Regions from separate parts of the Homo sapiens genome. Here region 2 is linked to region 1. A link is a loop called in an ENCODE intact Hi-C map of the cell type or tissue named here. Cell type or tissue: GM12878. All regions are shown on one strand. Links, peaks and the distances in the headings refer to the core of each region. The heading gives the core; the rest is flanking DNA.

Region 1 (2,921 bases), core at 126-2,625:
AACAAGAAGCCAACTTTGAAAAAACTCAGAGATTCTGAACTGACTGTGATTCTGGAATACACAAAATAAATAAAATTCCATGAGCAAACGATAAAGTGCTTTATTAGAAAGAACTCTGGACTTGAGCTCCTCACCTCAGTTTCATGAAAGCAATCCATTTCTACCTGTCTCAAATATTAAGTTTCTGCATAAAAGTTCATTTGAATATGGCTGAGCATGGTGGTTCATGCCTGTAATCCCAGCACTTTGGGAGGCTGAGGCAGGCAGATCATTTGAGCTCAGGAGTTCCAGACCAGCCTGGCCAACATGGTGAAACCCTATCTCTACTAAAAATACAAAAATTAGCTGGGCATGGTAGTGCATGCTGGTAGTGCTCCAGCTACTCAGGAGGCTGAGGCAGGAGAATCACTTGAACCCAGGAGGAGGAGGTTACAGTAAGCCTAGATTACACCACTACACTCCAGCCTGGGCAACAGAGCAAGACTCCATCTCAAACAAAACAAAACAAGTTTGTTTGAATAAAAACAGTTCCTAGTGGAGTAGAAAAGAAAGGGAAAAACCATTGGACAAAATGATCTCCTGGCTATTTGAAATAAGTTGAACTTACATTTTCACTCATATGACATTCTGGAAAAGGAAAAACTGCAGGGATAGAAGTCAAATCAGTGGCTGCCAGGGACTGGGGGAGGGACTAGGGATGAAGAAAGAACTGATTACGGAGAGGAACAGGGAGCTTTTTCGAGTAATGAAAATCTTCCACATGTTTATTTTGGTGCTCTACACCTAAAAAGTGTGTCTTTCTTGTATATAAACTATATCACAATATACATGACCCCATAAAATGACGTCTCTAAGCCCCCTTTGTCTCTAACTGCTAGAAATCTTGGGGATGTCAGCTCTCAGGCAGAATGTGTGAAATGCAATTTGAACACTTAGACTGTCATTGCTTATTTTTTAGCTTTGTTACTGGGCACTTGTGGGCTTTTATCCTTAAGTTTATATCCCTTTGTTTTGTCAGTAACATCCCATTTCCTTTTGAGGAATTAATTCTCCATCAAATGCTATCTTGGTGAGACTGTCAGTGCAATCCTCTCCTACCCAAGAAATAGGCATGTGACCCTAGCTTTGCCAGCTACGACCTCTTTTCCAAGACTTCAAGTCTTCATAATGAAGGGAACAATTATGTCCTTTTGAGAAATGTGTCTTGATTGCTGTCACCTAGACCTCCAAAGCAGCCCTTGCTCTTGTCTCTTTCTGATTCTGTTTCCTAGACAACTTCAACCCTTCCATTTCTGTATCAGAATAATACAGAATAATGCATAATGGCTCATCAGAATAATACAGAATAATGCATAATGGCTCATCCAGTATCATCTCTAAGCCCTCTGGCATCTCTTCTTGTACTATAGAGGCTAGAAATTAAAACTACATTTCCCAGAGTCCCTTGCAGCTAGAGTTCATATGTGACTAGAGTTCACAGGAGATTGGGAAGACAGTTCTGAGTTGCATGAGATGGTAGCTTCACATAGGAGATAAGGTCATCTTGGGTAACTTGGGTAGAAGTTCTGTTATTTGTAACCCAAGAATCCTACTAATACATCTAGTCATCAAGTAATTCAGTAAATTATCGTTGGACATCTGCTATGTGCCAAGTACTATATTAGAACCTGGGGATATAAAGATGATAGAAACAGTATCCATGCCTTACACACAACCACATGGATGAATCTTAAAGACACCATGTTGAGAGAAAGAAGCCAGACTCAAAAATGTACATCCAATATGATTCCATTTATATGAGGTTCAAGAAAAAGCCAAATAAATCTATGATAGAAGTCACAGATTATGACAGATGTCAGAAGAGTGGTCACCTCTGAGGATGGGATATTTGACTAAGAAGAGGCCTAGAGAAGTTTTCTGGGGTTTTGGAAATACTGTGTGGCTTCATCGGGGTGGAAATGTAAAAAAAATCCTCAGGCTGTACACTAAATATTAGTGCATTTTAGGAATATTATATGTAAATTAAAAGAATTTTAAGAAGCCCATAACCTAGCTGGAGAGCCAAGCATCATTTAGAAAACTCAAATATAGATGATAAGGCTGAGAGACGGGGATTAGATCCTATTAAGTTACAGAGAAGCAAGACATGATGAGCTCTCCTTAAAGCAGGCATGTCAGTGGCAATCAAGGAAGGTAACTTGTGGGTAGACTGAAAAGGTCCTTAAATGCCAAGAAAATAAAAATATTTTTAACACAATTATCATTCATCTTTCTTTTGGAACAGGAAGCTAAATTTTTCTTGAGATGGGGTCTTGCTCTGTTGTCCAGGCTAGAGTGCAGTGGCACAATCACAGCTCACTGAACCCTCAAACTCCTGGGCTCAAGTGATACTCCTGCCTGAGCCTCCTGAGTAGCTAGGACTACAGGCGTGTGCCACCACACCTGGCTCATTTTTTAAAAAATATTTTGTAGAGACGGGGTCTTGCTATGTTGCTGAAGCTGGTTTCAAACCCTCGGCTTCAAGTGATCCTCCCGCCTTGGACTCCCAAAGCATTGGGATTAAGGCATGAGCCACCATGCCTGGCCAAAATGCTAATTTTTTTAAAGAGAGAAAAACTAATTTTATTCTCATCTTATGTCTTTCCCAGGCTTTTACAGAATATAATATCCTTCTATGAATTATTTAAAGTATCCTGTATTCAAACTGCTAGTCAAAAAATAAAATTTTTAATTAAAAAAATACAAAAATAACTATATAAAACCTTTGTGCTCACTGGAGCATAAAAAAAAAAACAACAGCAACAAACGCTGAAACTAGTTTTGCTTTTGATTTTCCAATTTAAGGTTTTCTTAAGGCAATCTTGAAGGTTTAGAACCCAAAGAAAATAAGAATTTTATTTACCATTATTGGAAGTCTCCCA
Region 2 (2,921 bases), core at 106-2,605, 160 kb before region 1:
CATGGAGGATTGAAACAACTGGTCAACAAGGAAAGAAGTCAGCCAGAATGATTATTTGACCTTGGACAGATCAAAAAGGAAAATTGTTGGACTGACTTTTTTTTTTTTTTGCATATGTTGACAGATGGAGTCAAGTAGAATGGAAAAGTGATTTGGATAATGCAGTCAAACTCCAAATGATTCTTTTGGTCCTACCAACAGAACAATCAAGTTGTGAGATCTGTCTCCTGCCTTGTGTTTCCTATATGACATGTCTTCAGGAAGACAGTGGCCAGAGGATGGGCTCCAGGAACATGAGGTCTTCGGGTCTAGACACCAGTTGCTGAGTCCAGGAATGTTAGGGGTACCAGAACCTCATCACTTTCTCTATGAAACATATTCCAAGACCCAGGAGGAAGGGACCCTGAGTACATGAATTGTTTCTCCAAATAGGCAGAGAGCTCAAGAGAGAAGAGGTTGTCATTTAGTCTGATTATTTAGGGGATCATAGCAATTGAAAGGCAGAAATGACCTCAAATGCCATTCTAATCTGAGTTTTCATTTTACTCAGAGGAACCTGAGTCCCAGACACTTGCATGAGGTCCCATGAAGTCAGTGACAGAGATGAGACTAGAACAAAGTTATTTTCAGTTCTGAGGCACAGCTCTATTCAAGAAACTTCGCTTTACATTCTACCTCATGACTTTACTGCTATTCCTTTTTTTTTTTTTTTTTTTTTTTTGAGACAGAGTCTAGCTCTGTCACCCAGGCGCTGCAGTGCAGTGACACGATCTTGGCTCACTGCAACCTCCATCTCCTGGGTTCAAGTGCTTCTCCTGCCTCAGCCTCCTGAGTAGCTGGGATTACAGGTGTCCACCACTGTGCCCGGCAAATTTTTGTATTTTTAGTAGAGATGGGGTTTTGCCGTGTTGGCCAGGTTGGTCTCAAACTCCTGACCTCAGGTGATCCACCTGCCTTGGCCTCCCAAAATGCTGGGATTACAGGCGTGAGACACCGCACCCGGCCTGATATTCCATTTTCATGAGGAAAAGGAAGCAAGTGGGAATGAATTAAGATGAAACACCAGTATGTAGAGATGATATTCCAGTGAAGTCAGGATTTAAGGTGAAAACTCTGCCTGGTCAGGTTGATTCTTGGCAATATCTCAACTAGACACCATGCTGGAGACCAGCAGGGGCCCCCTCTCTGAGACAAATGCAACCAGCTTTCCTATCCAGTGTTGGGAAAATGCACTGCTTCTTTAGTTGAGCACAAAGTATTTGGCTTATACCTAGGGGCTGTGCTGGATAAAAAACACATATCTCATAAAATCACACCCAGGGTGGGTTGACTTCAGCTCTTGCAGGATTGAAAGCAGCAACCTCAGTTCCTCTGACCACACAGGAACCACAGTGCCCTCCTGCCCCTCTAGACAGTTCCACATTTTGCCTCAGTCAAATTTCACCTTTGCAAGATTTCCTGCAGAACCTCCCTAGAGTCAGTCTTTCCCCTCTCTGTGGCCTCATTACCCATAGTTTTAGATTCTGTTTCTAGTACTTCATCAAAGTATTTTAAAATATTTCCACATAATCAGAGCACTTAGAGTCATGTATATTTCCTTCTTTTTTGTCAAATATAGATCTTTATATTTTACAGCTTTATTGAGGTATAATTGACCAAAAAACTGTATAAATTTAAGCTGTGCATGTGACGTTTTGATGTACGTTGTGAAACAGTCACCACAATCAAGCTAATTAACACATCCGTCACTTCACATAGTCATCCTTGTGTGTGTTTGTGGAGAACACTTAAGATCGGTTCACTTAGCAAATTTCAAGTCTATAATACAGCGTTATTAACTATAGTCACCCTGCTGTACATTTGATCTTCAGAACTTTTCAGAGTCCTTTGTATTTCTAAAGCAGCCTTTGAATTTGGGAACGGAATAGAAACAGCATTGGACAGTAGTCAGAAGACTTGGATTCGAATGTGTATGGTTAGGGCCCAGATAAGAAACAGATGACATATTCAATGGAAACTAGTAAGTAAAAAGGGACTATGTAGCAAGGCATGAGCCAGGTTCAGCAGGCTGGAGTTAGCAACAACGGAAGCCTGGTCACTCCTGGGGTGAAAGGAACCACAGGATGGAGCTGCGGCTTTGGGTCGAAAAATGCAACCGCTACTGAATCACATCCCAGAAGGGAAGCTGTTGATGGAGTAAATACCCCAGCCTTGCCCTCTACTCATCCTCCAATCTCTTGCCTTTGCCTCCCACCCAGAAGGCTAGAGAACCTGATCCATGTAGTTTACAGAGCTGGCTGGCAAAGGGAGCCAGGCCAATAAAGATGATCCAGCACAGGCTGCAGCTGAATCACTTCAGACAAACCTCTCCACTCTCTGATCCTCAGGATTTGTATTAGTAAAAACAAGTGGGTTGATCATCAGGAAGTGTCTCTGCTGCCTTCCTGCCTAACGTCCAATGACGCTATGACTGTAGGTAAAATAATGCACACATATTGATTTTTTAGATTTCCAGGGGCAGATATTCTCAATAAACCAGGACATAACTGCTGCTGTTAAAATGCTTCTTGAAACAGAATATGTGGAAATAGAAAGTCATGTCTTTATAACATAATTCAATGCTTAATACATTTCTGAGAAAAACAAGCTAGTCATTATTCTTTACTTTAAAAAAAAGTTACTTTTTTCAGCCTTGTTTATGCAACATCCCAATGTATGTCTTGAAAAATTATTCAATTCTTTTTTTTTTTTTTTTTTTTTTTGATGGAGTCTCGCTCTGTCGCCAGGCTGGAGTGCAGTAGCACAATCTCGGCTCACTGCAAGCTCCACCTCCCGGGTTCAAGCAATTCTCCTGCCTCAGCCTCCTGAGTAGCTGGGACTACAGGGGCACACCACCACACCCAGTTAATTTTTGTAGTTTT

Evidence for each region. Peaks named below come from ENCODE experiments on the same cell type or tissue, not always from the same donor. Only the 100,000 strongest peaks of a DNase experiment are listed, where the experiment ranks them.
Region 2: it touches region 1 in a loop (8-fold over the local background); 2 of 110 quality-filtered maps call a loop at or near these places.

The regions. Positions count from the first base shown.
Region 1 is chr10:63,008,956-63,011,876 of GRCh38, forward strand. No RefSeq gene overlaps it. Among named protein-coding and RNA genes, the nearest start is that of NRBF2, 120 kb to the right of the region's middle. In GM12878, for the core only: no CTCF peak of the experiment used is centred there; no DNase peak of the experiment used is centred there.
Region 2 is chr10:62,851,779-62,854,699 of GRCh38, forward strand. No RefSeq gene overlaps it. Among named protein-coding and RNA genes, the nearest start is that of EGR2, 37 kb to the left of the region's middle. In GM12878, for the core only: no CTCF peak of the experiment used is centred there; DNase peaks (open chromatin) are centred at 563 and 1,413; H3K4me3 peaks cover 1,084 bases; H3K27ac peaks cover 1,161 bases.